Linked DNA regions of Homo sapiens: region 1 is linked to region 2. Evidence: chromatin loops called from intact Hi-C (ENCODE). Cell type or tissue: psoas muscle. All regions are shown on one strand.

What was found. A loop is a pair of places that touch in the nucleus more often than their neighbours do. Peaks named below come from ENCODE experiments on the same cell type or tissue, not always from the same donor. Only the 100,000 strongest peaks of a DNase experiment are listed, where the experiment ranks them.
Region 1: a loop joins it to region 2, with 2.7 times the contacts of the local background. A loop is called at or near these places in 7 of 110 quality-filtered maps.

Annotation. Positions count from the first base shown.
Region 1 is chr4:2,183,340-2,191,339 of GRCh38, forward strand. All of the region lies in intron 7 of POLN (DNA polymerase nu), which reads right to left. Among named protein-coding and RNA genes, the nearest start is that of HAUS3, 55 kb to the right of the region's middle. RefSeq lists a silencer at 3,092-3,264. In psoas muscle, a CTCF peak has its summit at 3,205 (motif pointing left); no DNase peak of the experiment used is centred here.
Region 2 is chr4:1,988,943-1,996,942 of GRCh38, forward strand. NELFA (negative elongation factor complex member A) reads right to left here. Exons shown (of 11, transcript NM_005663.5): 2 at 2,602-2,773; 3 at 766-927. Among named protein-coding and RNA genes, the nearest start is that of MIR943, 6.5 kb to the left of the region's middle. RefSeq lists an enhancer at 2,866-3,705. In psoas muscle, no CTCF peak of the experiment used is centred here; DNase peaks (open chromatin) are centred at 3,339 and 3,749.

The DNA.
Region 1 (8,000 bases), 190 kb after region 2:
ACCTTTACACCAAAGTTCATAGAAGCATTAATCATAACAGCTAAAAGTGAAAACAACTCAAATGTTCATCAACTGATGAATGAACAAAATATGAATATTATTCAGCCATAAAAAGGAATAAAGTACTGATACATGCCACAACTTGAATGAACCTTTAAAACACTAGGTTAAAAACCAACAACAACAAAAAGCTACATCAGGCTAAATGAAATAAGCTAGTGACAAAAGGTTGCATATTGTGCAATTCTATTCATGTTAAATATTCAGAATACACAACTCCAGAGACAAAAAACCACAGATTAGTGCTTGCCAGAGTCTGAGAAAGGGGGGATGGGGAGTGGCTGCTAAGGAGTACAGGGTTTTTTTTTGGGGTGACAAAAATGTTCTGATATTATGTAGTGGTGATAGATGCACAATTCTGTGATTACTTGAAAAACCCCTGAATTGTACAGTTAAAGAGTGAATTTTATGGTATGAAATTATATCTTAATAAAACCGCTATTTTTTAAAGCTATACCAGAAAGCTATTTACAAGGTGTTCTTTTTTTCTTTTTTTTTTTGAGACAGAGTCTTGCGAGATCTCTGCTCACTGCAATCTCTGCCTGCCAGGTTCAGGTGATTCTTCTGCCTCAGCCTCCTGAGTAGCTGGAACTACAGGCGCACGCCATCATGCCCGGCTAATTTTCATATTTTTAGTAGAGATGGAGTTTCACCATGTTGGCCAGGCTGGTCTTGAACTCCTGACCTCAGGTGATCCACTCGTCTCCGCCTCCCAAAGTGCTGGGATTACAGACGTGAGCCACCGTGCCCAGCCAAAGTTTTTTTTTTTTTTTTAAGGGTACATACATATCTTGCAAAATTGACCCAAAACAGCCAACACCAAGACACAGTCTAGTAAAACACTAGACTTTAAAAAAAAAAAGGAAAACAAAACAAACAAAAACCTTTGGACATTCAGACAAAAAGACCAAGTCACTAATTAGGGAAAGAGAATCAGATTTTCACCACACTTTCTGAAAGCACCACTTTATGCCAAAAAACAATAGTATAGCATATTTTAGAAATACAAAGAAAGATGTAAACCAGTGATCTTATATACAGCCAAACTGACCTCCAAGTACAAAGGATTCTTCAGTATGTTTTAAAGGAGATCAATAAGGTTAAGTAAAAACCCTGTCATCCTGAACATGAATTAGAAATATCAGTATGAACTCACAGTATATTTTATCTTAAAAAAAAATACAAACATCTTAGCCTGGTAACAAAAGTCAACCTAATAGTGAGGTACATATCCAGTGACCAGATTCTGGTCTCTAAATGCCATTTTCACTAATGTAACAGGGCTCCTTGAAGAAATGGCTAATTTCAGGTCTAGAGCAGGAAATGCACAAGATGACCTGGAAACATCCTACCATACCACAAATCAAAGAAGATGCCCAGATTACTAGGTTTGTATGACAAAGGCTCACCTAACTCATCAAAGATCATGTGCAATGTGTCAAAACATATCAAATATATTTAAATCCATATGCTCATAATGATACTAAAATGAAAAAGGCTTTTTTTGATCACCTTTTGGTGATTCTATGAAACAATTCATTATTTTGAAAACGGGTAAATAAAGGAAAATAATCAAATTTTATCTTGGCTTTTCTATATGAAGTGTACTTAGGGTAACCAAATAGATGATAAAAGGGGATTTCTCTTTATGTAAGTGTTATAGCTAATAAATGAAGAAAGCATAATAGATCTTAAATATCACCATGTTGCAATTAAGGAACCTAGACAATGACAAGCAGTAGCTTCTAACATCACAAAAAAAGATAAACATCCAAACATTATATACCTCCTGACAAACGTATACAACACTTATGTAGTCTTTCTCTCCCAAATCTAACCTGAATCTGATCAGGCATCTGGATCTAATTGCCAATTTACAGGAAATAGAAGAGAGATAACATATTAAATGAGAAGAAAGAGATGTGCTCAGTAAAATCCAGACTGTGAGAAATTCTACAGGACAAACAATCTGGTTTCTTGAACACCAAAACAACTGCAAGAGTGTAAGACAGAGGAAGGGAGAACATATAGATGAAAAGAGGCTTAACAAATACAAGCACACCTGGCTGGGCGCGGTGGCCCATGCCTGTAATCCCAGCACTTTGGGAGGCCGAGGCAGGCAGATTACTTGAGGTCAGGAGTTCGAGACCAGCCTGGCCAACATGGTGAAACCCCTCTCTACCAAAAATATAAAAAATTAGCCAGGCATGGTGGCACGTGCCTGTAATCCCAGCTACTCAAGAGGCTGAGTCAGGAGAATTGCTTGAACCCAGGAGGCAGAGGTTGCAGTGAGCCAAGATTGCACCATTGCACTCTAGCCTGAGTGACAGAGCGAGACTCCATCTCAAAAACAAACAAATAAACAAAAAGAAATACAAGTTACGGGCTTTGGGCCCCAGTTAAAACAAACTGTAAAAAAACAAAACAAATAAACAAAAACAGTTATAGAACAACTAGGGAAGTGCAAACACTGACTAGACAGCTAATAATAAAAAGAGATTATTGGTAATAGAGTGATGTTACCAAAATGGTAGAACACAAGAAAGCCGGCTTCACTCTCCTTCACAGAAAAAGCAAAAACCAATATACAGCACCAAGATTATCACCAGCAATATCCCAGAACCCAAATATAAGGATGACACAGTTTCCAAGGCCACACAGAAGTGAAAAAACTCCATGCAGACAGTAAGAGAATCAGACTTTATGTCCCTTCCCCAATCTGCCAGTCACCAAACATGTAGAAAAACTTCTCCCAATTCAGTTACTAAACTGAAAAAAGTGAGACTGAGGTGGACAATCAACTTTCCCATCATCTTGGGCCCCCTGGCAGGAGACCCGTCCCTGCCACAATCCACAGGAAGCATCATGAGTGTCTGAAGGGAGAAATATCCCTGAGGACAGCCAGAAATGGGCAGTGGTAGAGACTAGCAGACACTCGGCTCTGTACCATAGACAGAGGAGACACCAAATCAGAAAGGCTGGTCAGTAGGACCATGTTGTAGGAGGTACATCCTACAGGTCCCCTGGGCATGAACTCCCGGCTAGCCTTCCCATACTGCGAGGTATTCCCTTAGGGACTTTCCTCATCAGGGATGGGGAGCGCTCTGAAGTTTGCTAGAGCCGAGGCACACCTGGGCTTAAGGTGCCACCTAGTGCTGAAAAGGAAGCAAGGACCTAGCAAAAACAAAAAGATATTTAACAGGTATATTGACCAAAAATCTCTGAGCAAACATACCTAATAAAAAACCAAAACAAACCAGACAGAGAAGATTGGAACAAAAAAACGAATCCTTCAATGCAAAGAAATAGACGTACATTCACAAGAAATAATAGCAAGTGGGGAACCATGACATTCTCAAACCAGACAAAGCAAGGAGCCAGTGACTGACCTTAACAGGATGGCGACAGTGAAGCTCTTTGATCAAGAATTCAAAATTGCAGTTTTAAGGAAACTCAGTGATCTCTAAAATAACACAGAAAAACCCAGAAATTAATCAGAAAAATTTAACAGAGGTTGACTTAATTTAAAAAATCAAACAGAAATCCTGGAACTGAGAAATATATTTGCTGAACTGAAAAATTCAATAGAGGCTCTCAACAGCAGAATGGATCAAGCAGAGAAAACAATCAGTGGGTCTGAAGATAGACTACTGGAAAAGACACAGAGGAGTAAAAAGAAAAGAGAGAAGAGAAAAGAAGGACACCTATAAGATATAGAAAATTGCCTCAAAAGAGCAAATCTAAGAATTAGTGGTGTTCAAGATGAAGCAGAGCAAGAGCAAGGAATAGAAAGCTTATTCAAAAAATAATAACAGAAAACTTCCCAAATTTTTTGTTTGTTTGTTTTGTTTGTTTGTTTGTTTAGATGGAGTCTTGCTCTGTTGCTCAGGCGGAAGTGCAATGGTTTGATCTTGGCTCATTGCAACCTCTGCCTCTTGGGTTAAAGTGATTCTCCTGTCTCAGCCTCCCGAGTATCTGGGATTACAGGTATGTGCCACCATGCCCGGCTCACTTTTGAATTTTTAGTAGAGACAGGGTTTCACCATGTTGGCCAGGCTGGTCTCGAACTCCTGACCTCAAGTGATCCACCCGCCTCAGTCTCCCAAAGTGCTGGGATTACAGGCATGAGCCACTGCGCCTGGCCCAAATCTTGAGAAAGATATAAATATCCAGGTAGAGGAAGGCCAGAGATCAAACAGATTAAACCCAAATAAAACTACCCTATAATCACCCAAATATAACTACCCTATATTACACTACACATATAATAAACAAGCCCCCAAAGGTCAAGGACAAAGAAAGGACCCCAAAAACAGCAAGAGAAAAGAACAAATAACATATAAAGGAGCTCCAATTCATCTGGCAACAGGTTTCTCAACAGAAGGAGGGAGTGGGATAACCTATTCAAAGTGCTGAAAGAAAAGACAACTGCCAGGCTTGGTGGCTGACACCTGTAATCCCAACACTTTGGGAGCCCAAGGCAGGAGGATTGCTTCAGGCTAGGAGTTCAACAGCAGCCAGGACAACATAGTGAGACCCCTGTCTCTACAAAATAAAAATAAAAAAATTATCTGGGTGTGGTAGAACACACCTATAGTCCCGACTACTTGGAAGGCTGATGCAGGAGGATCACTTCAGCCCAGGAATTTGAGGTTACAGTGAGCTATGATCACACCACTGCATTCCAGCCTGGGTGACAGAGTGAGACCCCATCTCCCTGCCAACCCCTCCCCAATAAAAAGGAAAACAAAACAAAAGACAACTGTCACCCAAGAATTCTGTGCCCAGCAAAGCTATCCTTCACACGTGAAAAAGAGATAAAGCCCCAGACAAACAAAAACTGAGGAAATTCATCACCACCAGACCCATCTTCCAAGATATGCTAAAAGGAGTTCTTCAATCTGAAAGAAAAAAACACGGGCCGGGCGCAGTGGCTCACGCCTGTAATCCCAGCACTTTGGGAGGCCGAGGTGGGCAGATCACGAGGTCAGGAGATCAAGACCATCCTGGCTAACACAGTGAAACCCCATCTCTACTAAAAATACAAAAAAATTAGCCGGGCCTGGTGGCGGGCGCCTGTAGTCCCAGCTACTCGGGAGGCTGAGGCAGGAGAATGGCGTGAACCTGGGAGGCGGAGCTTGCAGTGAGCCGAGATTGCGCCACTGCACTCCAGCCTGGGCAACAGAAGGAGACTCCATCTCAAAAAAAACAAAAAACAAAAAAACAAAACAAAACAAAAAAAAACCACGAACATACAAAAAGAAAACATTTGAAGGATTGAAACCCACTGGTAAAAGTAAATACACAGACAAACTCAGCATACTCTAACACTGAAATTGTGGTATGCAATCCACCATAACTCCAGTGTGAAGATTAAAAGATAAATCTATAAAAAACAGTAATAGCTATGGTAACGTGTTAAGAGATGGGCCATATAAAAACACATAAATCGAGGCAACAAAAAGTCAAAATGTGTGTAGGGGGTGGAATTAAAGTGTAAAGATTTTTTAGTTTTTCCTTTATTTGTTTGTTTCTATTCTTTTCTTTGTAAATAAAGATAAGTTGTCATCTGTTTAAAACAACTTGTTATAACTATAAGATTTTTTTTGTAAGGCTCCTTTTTATTTTTAGTGTATTTATTACTGGTTTTTGTAACCACAAAGCAAAAACCTATAATAAATACACACACACACAAAAAGCTACAAATTAAAAGATACTACCAGAGAAAATCACTTAACCACAAGTAACAAAATGGTAGTAATAAGTCCTCACCTACCAATAACATTGAATGTAAATGGACTAAATTCTTCAATTAAAAGACATAGAATAGCTGAATGGATAAGGAAATAAGACACAACTATTTCCTGCTTACTAGAAACCCACTTTACTTATACAGACTTACATAGAATAAAAGTGAGGAAATGCAAGAATTAATATTGTTAAAATATCAATGTTACCGGCCAGGCACAGTGGCTCACGCCTGTAATCCCAGCACTTTGGGAGGCTGAGGTGGGTGGATCACGAGGTCAGGAGAACGAGACCATCCTGGCTAACATGGTGAAACCCCGTCTCTACCAAAAATACAAAAAATTAGCCAGGCATGGTGGCGGGCGCCTGTAGTCCCAGCTACTTGGGAGGCTGAGGCAGGAGAATGGCGTGAACCCAGGAGGCAGAGCTTGCAGTAAGCCAAGATTGTGCCACTGCACTCCAGCCTGGGCGACAGAGAGAGACTCCATCTCAAACAAAAAAAAAAGAAAAAAAATCAATGTTACATGAAGCAATCAAAGAGTCAATGCAATCTCTATCAAAATACCAACCAATGACATTCTTCACAGAAATAGGACAAAAAGGCCAGGCGCGGTGGCTCACGCCTGTAATCCCAGCACTTTAGGAGACCAAGGCGGGTGGATCACGAGGTCAGGAGATCAAGACCATCCTGGCCAACATGGTGAAACCCCGTCTCTACTAAAAATACAAAAATTAGGTGTGGTGGCGAGTGCCTATAGTCCCAGCTACTTCAGAGTCTGAGGCACAAGAATCACTTGAACCCAGGAGGTAGAGGTTGCAGTGAGCTGAGATCACGCCACTGCAATCCAGCCTGGCAACAGAGCAAGACTCCATCTCAAAAAAAAAAAAAAAAAAAGAAATAGGACAAAAATGCCTAAAATCTGTATGGAACCAAACACCCTGAATAGCCAAAGCAATCATGAGCAAAAACAACAAAGCTGGAGGAATCACCCACACTACCTGACTTCAAATTATACTACAAAGCTATAGTAACCAAGACAGCATGGTACTGACATAAAACCGACACGCAGACCAATGGAACAGAATAGAGACCCCAGAAATAAATCAACACATTTACAGCCAATTCATTTTTGACAGGCTCCAAGAATATATATTGGGGAAAAGTGCTGGGAAAATCACATGCAGAAGAATGAAACTAGACTCCTATCTCTCACCATATACAAAAATCAAATCAAAATGGATTAAGGACTTAAATCTAAGACCTGAAACTATGAAACATCTGGAAGAAAACATTGGGAAAATGCTCCAGTGCATTTGTCTGGGCAATGATTTTTTTTTTTTTACTACAACTTCAAAAGTATAGGCAACAAAAGCAAAAACAGACAAATGAAATTACATCAAGCAAAAGCTGTACAGCAAAGGAAACAATAGAGTGAACAGACAACTCACAGAATGGAAGAAAATATTTGCAAACTATCCATCTGATAGTGGATTAACAACCAGGATATAAAAGGAACTCAAACAGCTCAATAGGGGGAAAACATGATTTAAAAATAGGCAAATGATTTGAATAGACATTTCTGAAAAGAAGATATACAAAAGGCCAACAAGAATATTTAAAAATGTTCAACATCACTAATCATAAGAAAAATGCAAGGAAAATCACAATGAGATATCATCTCACCCCAATTTAAAACGACTTTCATCAAAAAGATAGGGAATAACAGATACTGGTGAGGATATGGAGAAAGGGGAACCCTCATACACTATTGGTAGGAAAGTAAATTAGTACAGCCACTATGGAAAACAGTACGTAGGTTCCTCAAAAAACGAAATAGAACTACCATATGATCCAGCAATCCCACTCCTGGGTATATATTCAAAAGAATCAACATATCAGAGCGATATCTGCATTCCCATGTTACTGCAGTACTATTCACAATAGCCAAAATAAGGAATTAACCTGAGTGTCCATCAACAGATAAATAAAGAAAATGTGGTATTACTATTCAGCCATAAAAAAGAATGAAATCCTGTCATTTGCAGCAACATGGATGGAGCTGGAGATCACCATGTTAAGTGAAATAAGCCAAGCACAGAAAGATAAATATCGCTCATATGTAGGAGCTGAGAAAGCAGATCTCATGAAGGTAGAGTAGATTGGTGGTTACCAGAGGTCAGGAAGGGTAAGG
Region 2 (8,000 bases):
TGGGTTTTTTTTTTTTTTTTGAGATGTTGTTTCGCTCTTGTTGCCCAGGCTGGAGTGCAGTGGGGCAATCTTGGCTCACTGCAACCTCCGCCTCCCAGGTTCAAGTGATTCTCTTGCCTCAGCCTCCCAAGCAACTGGGATTACAGGCATGCACCACCACAGCCAGCTAATTTTTGTATTTTTAGTAGAGACGGGGTTTCACCATGTGGGCCAGGCTGGTCTCGATCTCCTGACCTCAGGTGATCTGCTGGCCTCAGCCTCCCAAAGTGCTGGGTTTACAGGTGTGAGCCACCATGCCCAGCCTAAATTCTGAAGTTTTTAAAGCATGTTTTCAGAACATAAAGTTTAATATAGTGATAAACTTCTAACAAAAAACTTTATGCAGAACTTTATCTTCTTTTTCTTGAGACAGGGTCTCACTCTCTCCCAGGCTGGAGTGTAGTGGTGTGATCACAGCTCACTGCAGCCTCAACCTCGTGGGCTCAGGTGATCCTCCTACCTCAGCCTTCCGAGTAGCTGGGAGCACAGGCACGCACCACCATGCCCGGCTAATGTTTTGGTACTTTTGGTAGAGATGGGGTTTCTTGGCTGGTCTCAAACTCCTGGGCTCAAACGACCCACCTGCCCCAGCCTCCCAACAGGTGTGAGCCACCATGCCTGGCCCAGAACGCCACCTTGAAGGGGCAGTCTTGGTACCTTAGAACCTAAGAAACCTATGACTGGAAACTACAAAGACAATGCCCGATGGCGGCCGCGGCCACTCACACTTCTGCAGCAGCTCCGCCCGCAGCGTGGCGCTCTTGGGTTTCCGCTTTAACTGAAAATGCTTCACCGGGGGAGTGAGGGGTCCCGCGAGGGTCGTCAGGGCGTTTTTGTTCAAGTACTGGCACTCCAGTGGCAGCATGGCAGACGCTTCACACTCACCCACTGCCGGTAAGAACCACATGAAGTTAGGGGCGCCCAGGCCGCAGACCTCCCGGCTGAGAGGAGCTGGCGGCTGCCCAGCCCCACACCCTCCTCAGTTAGGGTTAGGTCATGGGAGCTTCGGCTGTCCCCTGAGGTCCTCGAGACTGACTCCCCACGGCTCCAGCAGAACACCCAGGAGCATTTGCAGAACAGGAATGCCTGAGAGGCGGGCATGCCTTGAGAGGGCTGTAAACTGGAAACCTCTGGCACCGCGGACACCAAGAACCACAGGCGGACATAGATACAGTGATTCCTGGAGGGCTCCAGACACTTGTAGAACATGAAATGTTAACAGATCCCACCCCCACGTAAGAAGGACCCCCGATCTGTGGCTTCTCTCTTCCCGTCCCCGAGGGTAGCCAGGCTGGTGGTCTCTCCTGGAACCCTGGCCCTCATCCAAACTGCCCACATCCATTTCCTCAGCCTGTGTGCTCACCCACGGTTCAGATCCCAGAAACTGCCCCACGAGGGACAGGCGACCTCCCACCTGAACTGGCTACGTGCCCCACCTGGAGAAAAAGCACAGGCAGGCACATGAGAGTTCACCGGCCTCAGCCTTCCTGCCCGCGGGACACTCCTGAGACACGAACGGGTGGGGTGGGGTGGACCTGTCCAGACCACTGCTCCAGAGGCATCTGTGTGGTGTGTGTGACCTCACAGGTGGGGAGAGGTGCCACTTGCAGGGGGGTGGCCAGCAGGGCCCCTGCAGGAGTGTGCAGCCTCGATGTCTCCATCCCACAACCCTGTCTCTCTGGGTGCTGCCCTTGAAGGAGCTGGGGCACAACGTTTGGGCTCTGAGGAGCCAGTTCCAATTGTCCAAAGCAGGAGAGAAACTCAGAAAAGCACAAGCATCAAGCATCCCATCAAGACATGTTCTTCAAATCCATCTACAAATAGTTGTTTCTTTTAAGAGATACATTCTCACCCTGTTACCCAGGCTGGAGTGCAGTGGCGCGATCATGGCTCACTGCAGCCTTGGCCTCCCAGGCTCAAGTGATCCTCCTGACTCAGCCTCCCAAGTACCTGGGAGGACAGGCATGTGCCATCACGCCCACCTAATTTTTATTTTTTGTACAAATGGGTTCTTGCTATGTTTCCCAGGCTGGTCTCGAACTCCTGGGCTCAAGCAATCTGGCCATCTCAGCCTCCCAAAGTGCTGGGGTTACAGGAGTGAGCCACGGAGCCCAGCCTTGTGAATATTTTCTAAGTGACTTTCAGTTCACATTTAAACAACTAAATCGTTGATATTTTCAACATGCATTTCTGAGCATGTACTCTGGGCCAGGGAATGCTCTGGGCCCTAGAACCTAGGATCTACAGATACCACCTGAATGGGCAGAGCCCCTACCCTCACGGAGCCGACCAGAGAGAGACGGCGAGTGGCGTGACACAGCCTCCCACTGACACCGCAGCAGTGAGGATGGGGCCTGTGGGCTGTTTGGAGTTTGTTTTCAAAGATGGCAAAAGCCAGGCAGCAGCTTACGGGGGAGGATGGTGCATATACAGTTAATATTCTAGGGACCAGGACACACGGAAAAACGTAAAGGTCTAAAAATCAAATTCATTTCAGAAAAAAATTTTTCAAGAAAGATCCATTTCCCTCCACCCAACATGAATTAAAGCAGCACAACATACCCTTTTCTCTAAGTTCTCCCAAAATATCCTGAACGTTGGGATTCTGCTCCTCCAGCTCCAGGTTAAGCGAGCCTGTGTCCGGAAAGGACTTCAAGATGTCGGCGACCATGAGCACCCAGGGGTCCGAGTCGAGGCTGGCGAGCTGGATGATCTCCATTAGGGCGCCCTTCATCTGCAAAATAGGATGCTGCCGGCGCCACCATGCCCCTGCCCACTTCCAAGCCCACTCCCTGCTGAGCTTCCGGATGGGCACTGGGCAGTGGCCGGGCTCTCTGGCAGTTGCCCCCAACACTTCCTCCTGAGGGCTCCCCTTCCTCTGAGCCCCCCGCCTCACCCCAGGGCCACCTTGCTTCCCTGAGCAGCACAGCCTCTGCCAGGTTGCAAGGCCCCGGCATCCGGTGCCCTCCCAGCAGCCTCCCACCTCCCAGCAGCACCCAGTCCACTGGGCCTACTCTTCCACCGGTGCGCAGATGCAAGAAAACCTGAAGGGTGAGAAGCCGGGGCCACCACTGCTCCCGCAGAAAGCCTGCGGGTGGGAAATCCTGGGGATGAGGGGCGTAGAGCAGGCAGGTGCCCGGCACAGCAGAGCGCAGGAGCAGGGTGGAGTCACCTGCCGCGGGGGTGTGTGCCTGGGCAGCAGGGGGTGGGGCCTGGGACCTGGGGCAGCACCCGTGACAGCTGAGCTGGTGCCTAGTCACCATCTAGGCAGGGACGGCTGCCTCTGGGTCTGGACGGCGCTGGGAGTTGGCGCTCGTGGAGCCTGGAGGTGGCCCCGGGATCTGGAGTGAGGCCAGGGCCTTGGGGAGGCCATGGGCGACGTGCGTGGAGGAAGCAGGCGCACCCCGTGCTCCCTCAATACCTGGGAGGCCAGATCCATCCACACCAGGGCCTGCTTCGGCCACATAAACCCCCTCCCACGAGGAAACGCAGAGAGCCAGGCCATGGCGTGCCTGTGCCTCTGCCATGCGCCCACTGGGCTGCTCACAGTGTGAGACAGCTGGGCTGGCTGGCGCTGGGGGTGAACAACAGCGCCCTGCCCTGTCCAGACGCCGGGGCTGAAACCCCAGCCCCAGGCCTTCCTGACACCCACTCCCTGCGTCAGGCGCCAGAGACCCGTCCTACGAGGGCTGCGGCCATCACGTCCCCGCGAGCGCCGCCTCCTGGTGGCCTCTGAGTGGGAGGACCTTCCAGCGCTTCCCTCACTGTCCTCATGGGCTTCCTGCCCTGAGGGAAGTTGGCTCGAAGGGCAGAGATCAGAGGTCGTGCCAGGGGAGCCTGCCTGCTGCCAAGCCCCTCTGCATCTGCCCTGCAGGACACCCAGCTGCCCTCAGGAGTCAAGAACCCCCCGCGTGGCCCAGCCCCTTCTGTTCCTTGGGCAACCAGGGAGGGTGTCGCCCCGGCCGCTGACCCTGCGCCCCGGGCCCTCACTCCCGACGCCCGCCCGAGCTGAGTGCGCGATGCGGCAGAAGATGCTACGTGGCTGCAGGAAGCGCTGCGCACACGCTGCCTCTGGCAGCCGCACAGCCCGGCTGTTTCCAGCCAGTGCGGCCTCTCCACAGCAGCCCCAGGGAAACCCTACGCCTGCCAAGAGGCAAGCGCGCGGCATTTTATAAAAATGGTAAGGATAAAAAAAGTCGGGGATGTTAATTTAAAACAAAAAGGACCACTGTTGTGGAGTCAATGTTTTCTCTCCAGAACGCGCATGTTGAAGCCTGGCTCGCTCTACTGGGGCTTCTTGTAGGAAAACGCTTGGCTTTCCCGGGCGCGGTAGCTCATGTCTGTAGACCCCGCACTTCGGCCGGCAGAGGCGGGCGGCTCACGAGGTCAGGAGTTGGGGACCAGACTGACCCACATGGGGAAACCCTGTCTCTACTAAAAATACAAAATTAGCCGGGCGTGGTAGCGCATTCCTGTAATCCCAGCTACTTGGGAGGCTGAGGCAGGGGAATCGCTTGAACCCAGGAGGCGGAGGTTGCGTGAGCTGAGATCGCACCATTGCACTCCAACCTGGGCAACAAGAGCGAAACTCCATCTCAAAAAAAAAAAAGAAAGAAAGAAAGAAAAAGAAAAGAAAGAAAGAAAAAAGAAAATGCTTGGCTTACACACAACAGAAATTTACTTCTCACGGTTCTGGAGGTGGGAATCCAAGATCAATTAAGGCGCTGGTGGATTCCCCGCCTGGTGGGGGCCCCTTCCAGCTTCATGGAAGGTGCCTTTTGCTGGTGGAAGGTGGGAACGAGCTCCCCTGGGCCTTTTTTTTTTTTTTTTTTTGAGACAGAGTCTCGCTGTTGTCGTCGCCCGGGCTGGAGTGCAATGGCAGGATCTCGGCTCACTGCAACCTCCGCCTTCCCAGGTCCAGCGATTCTCCTGCCTCATGCTCCCACAGTGCTGGGAATCCAGGCGCCACCACCACGCCCGGCCCAGGCCTACCTTGTAAGGTCTGTAATTCTTAGAGAGCAGGGGCCCTAACTCATTTCTGTACTCTTCACTGAATAAACTATCACATCATTAAAATGTCTCTTCCTCTTCCCTGGTATAAAGAACTGCTGTTTACTAAGCTTTTCAGAGGAATAGGGCCGGGTATAGTGGCTCACGCCTGTGGTTCCAGCTACTCGGGAGGCTGAGGCAGGAGGATCACTTGAGCCCAGGGGTTCAAGGCTGCAGTGAACAAAGATGGCACTACTCCACTCCAGCCTGAGCAACAGAGCAAGATTTCATTTCTTAAAAAAATTAAAAATTGGCTGGGCACGGTGGCTCACGTCTGTAATCCCAGCACTCTGGGAGGCTAGGGCGGGTGGATCACTTGAGGTCAGGAGTTCGAGATCAGCCTGTCCAACATGGCGAAACCCCATCTCTACTGAAAATACAAAAATTAGCCAGGCATGGTGGTGCACTCCTGTAATCCCAGCTACTGGGGAAGGTGAGGCAGGAGAATTGCTTGAACTTGGGAGGCAGAGATTCTGGTGAGCCAAGATGGCGCCACTGTACTCCAGCCTGGGCAACAGAGCAAGAGTCTGTCAAAAAAAAAAAAGCCGGGCATGGTGGCTCACACCTGTAATCCTAGCATTTTGGGAGGCTGAGGTGGGCGGATCACAAGGTCAGGAGATTGAGACCATCCTGGCTAACACAGTGAAACCCTGCCTCTACTAAAAATACAAAAAATTAGGCGGGCGTGGTGGTGGGCACCTGTAGTCCCAGCTACTTGGGAGGCTGAGGCAGGAGAATGGCGTGAACCCGGGAGGTGGAGCTTGCAGTGAGCCGAGATTGCGTGCCCCAGCCTGGGCAACAGAGTGAGACTCCGTCTCAAAAAAAAAAAAAAAAATTAAAAATAAAAAGACACATTACAAAACCAGTGAACTGGTTGTAGAATTTCATTCAGAAACACAAGTTGTAGCAGATGCCATGCATAAGGTTAACCTTATGTGTCAACTTGACTGGGCCATGGGGCACCTGGACAGTTAGTCCCTCATGATTCCAGGTGTGTCTGTGAGGATGTTTCTACATAAGACTAACATCTGAATTGTACTGAGTGAGGCGAGGGCCCTCCCTACTGCTGAGTGGGTCTCATCCAATCAACTGAAAACCAAAGCAGAACAAAAATGCTGAGTAAGGGGAACTCCTGCCTGTTTGAGCTGGAAGATTGGTCTTTTCCAGCCTTCAGACTCTGGCTGAAACATCAGCTCTTCCTGGGTCTTGAGTCTCAGGGCTTACATCACTGGCTCTCCTGGTGTGTGTGCATGTATGTGTCTATATACCCTCTTGGTTCTGTTTCTCTGGAGAACCCTGACTGATACACTGTGGAACACATCCAGCCCAGTCATCTAGTCACCCTGTATCTATGGTCCTATGTAGAAAAGTTTAATTTTCAGAATGATATCCCTAAGATACCAGACCCCTAAATAAATGAAGGAAGAAAACTAAGATAAATTAGAATGTCTTATAAACCTTTTTTTAAATACCAAGAAAATAAAAATATTTTTCAGAAAAGTAAATGACCCAGAATGGCCTAGTCCTTTCACAATCCAGTTAAATGAGGTCTTTATCACAATTTCTTGTAATACATAAAGACAAAGTCCAAGAAACATACATATAAAATAAAGCTGGTACATTTATATTAATGTTAGATGGAAGCAGATTTTAAGAACAAAACATTACTAAATACAGAGAATCTCTATGTAAAGATCCAAGGTTGAGCTCACATGGTAACTATAACAACTATACACTTGGATGCACCTAATAACACAGCCCCAAAATATATACAGCATAAGCTGAGAAGGAGGAACAGACAAACCCATAATCCTAACGGGGAGATCAACAAATCCTCTTCTCACTGATTTTTTTTTTTTTTTTTAAACCAAGCTGCACGTGCCTGTAGTTCTAGATACTTGGGAGGCTGAGGAATTTGAGTCCAGCCCGGGCAACATAGTAAGACCCCACACCTTTAAAACAAAAAACAGTTAAGAATAGAATAGATTTGTACAACATGATTATACAAATTGGCCTAATGAACATCCACTGAGCAATGGATTTCAAAACTAGAGTACATATGATTCGCAAGCTTACTGGCAACATTTACAAAAACTGACCATACATTTTGCCATTAAGCAGATCTTAAATTTCAAACGACTAAAATAAACCATATTCTCTGACAAGAGCTCAATACAGCTAGAAATTAATAATAAAAACAAAACTATCTTCCCCTCCAATGTAGGGAAATTATGAAACATTTCTAAATTACACAGGGATCAGTGAAGAACTTACTGAAATTAAAAAATAGTGTGACGATACAGTTCTGTGACTATCAAAACTTGTGGGATGCGGCTTACACTGTAATTAGAAGAGAATTTATGGACATACGCACATACACACACGAAAAGAAGCCTGAGATTGGCATCCATCTTTAAAACTTAGAAAAAGAGCAACAAAGTAAGTACAAAGACAGGAGAAAGAAAATTAGTGAAACAGAAATCCAAGTTCAACAAAGCCAGAAGCTGGTAGTTTGAAAATTCTTATAAAATCAACAAACATCTGGTGAGATGGATCAAGGGGGAAAAAATAAGAAATAATCACTATACATGCTTCTGACATTTAAAAAGAAGATGTTTGAGCTGGTCATATTGGCTCATGCCTGTAATCCCAGCAATTTGGTCAACCAAGGCATGTGGATCACTTGAGGTCAGGAGCTTGAGACCAGACTGGCCAACGTGGCAAAAACCTGTCTCTACTAAAAATACAAAAATTAGCCGGGAATGGTGGCACACGCCTGTGATCCCAGCTACTCAGAAGGCTGAGGCACGATAATCACTTGAGTCTGGAAGGTGGAGGTTGCAGTGAGCCAAGATTGCACCATTGCACTCCAGCCTCGATGACAGAAGGGTATTTGAGACACTCTCTCTACA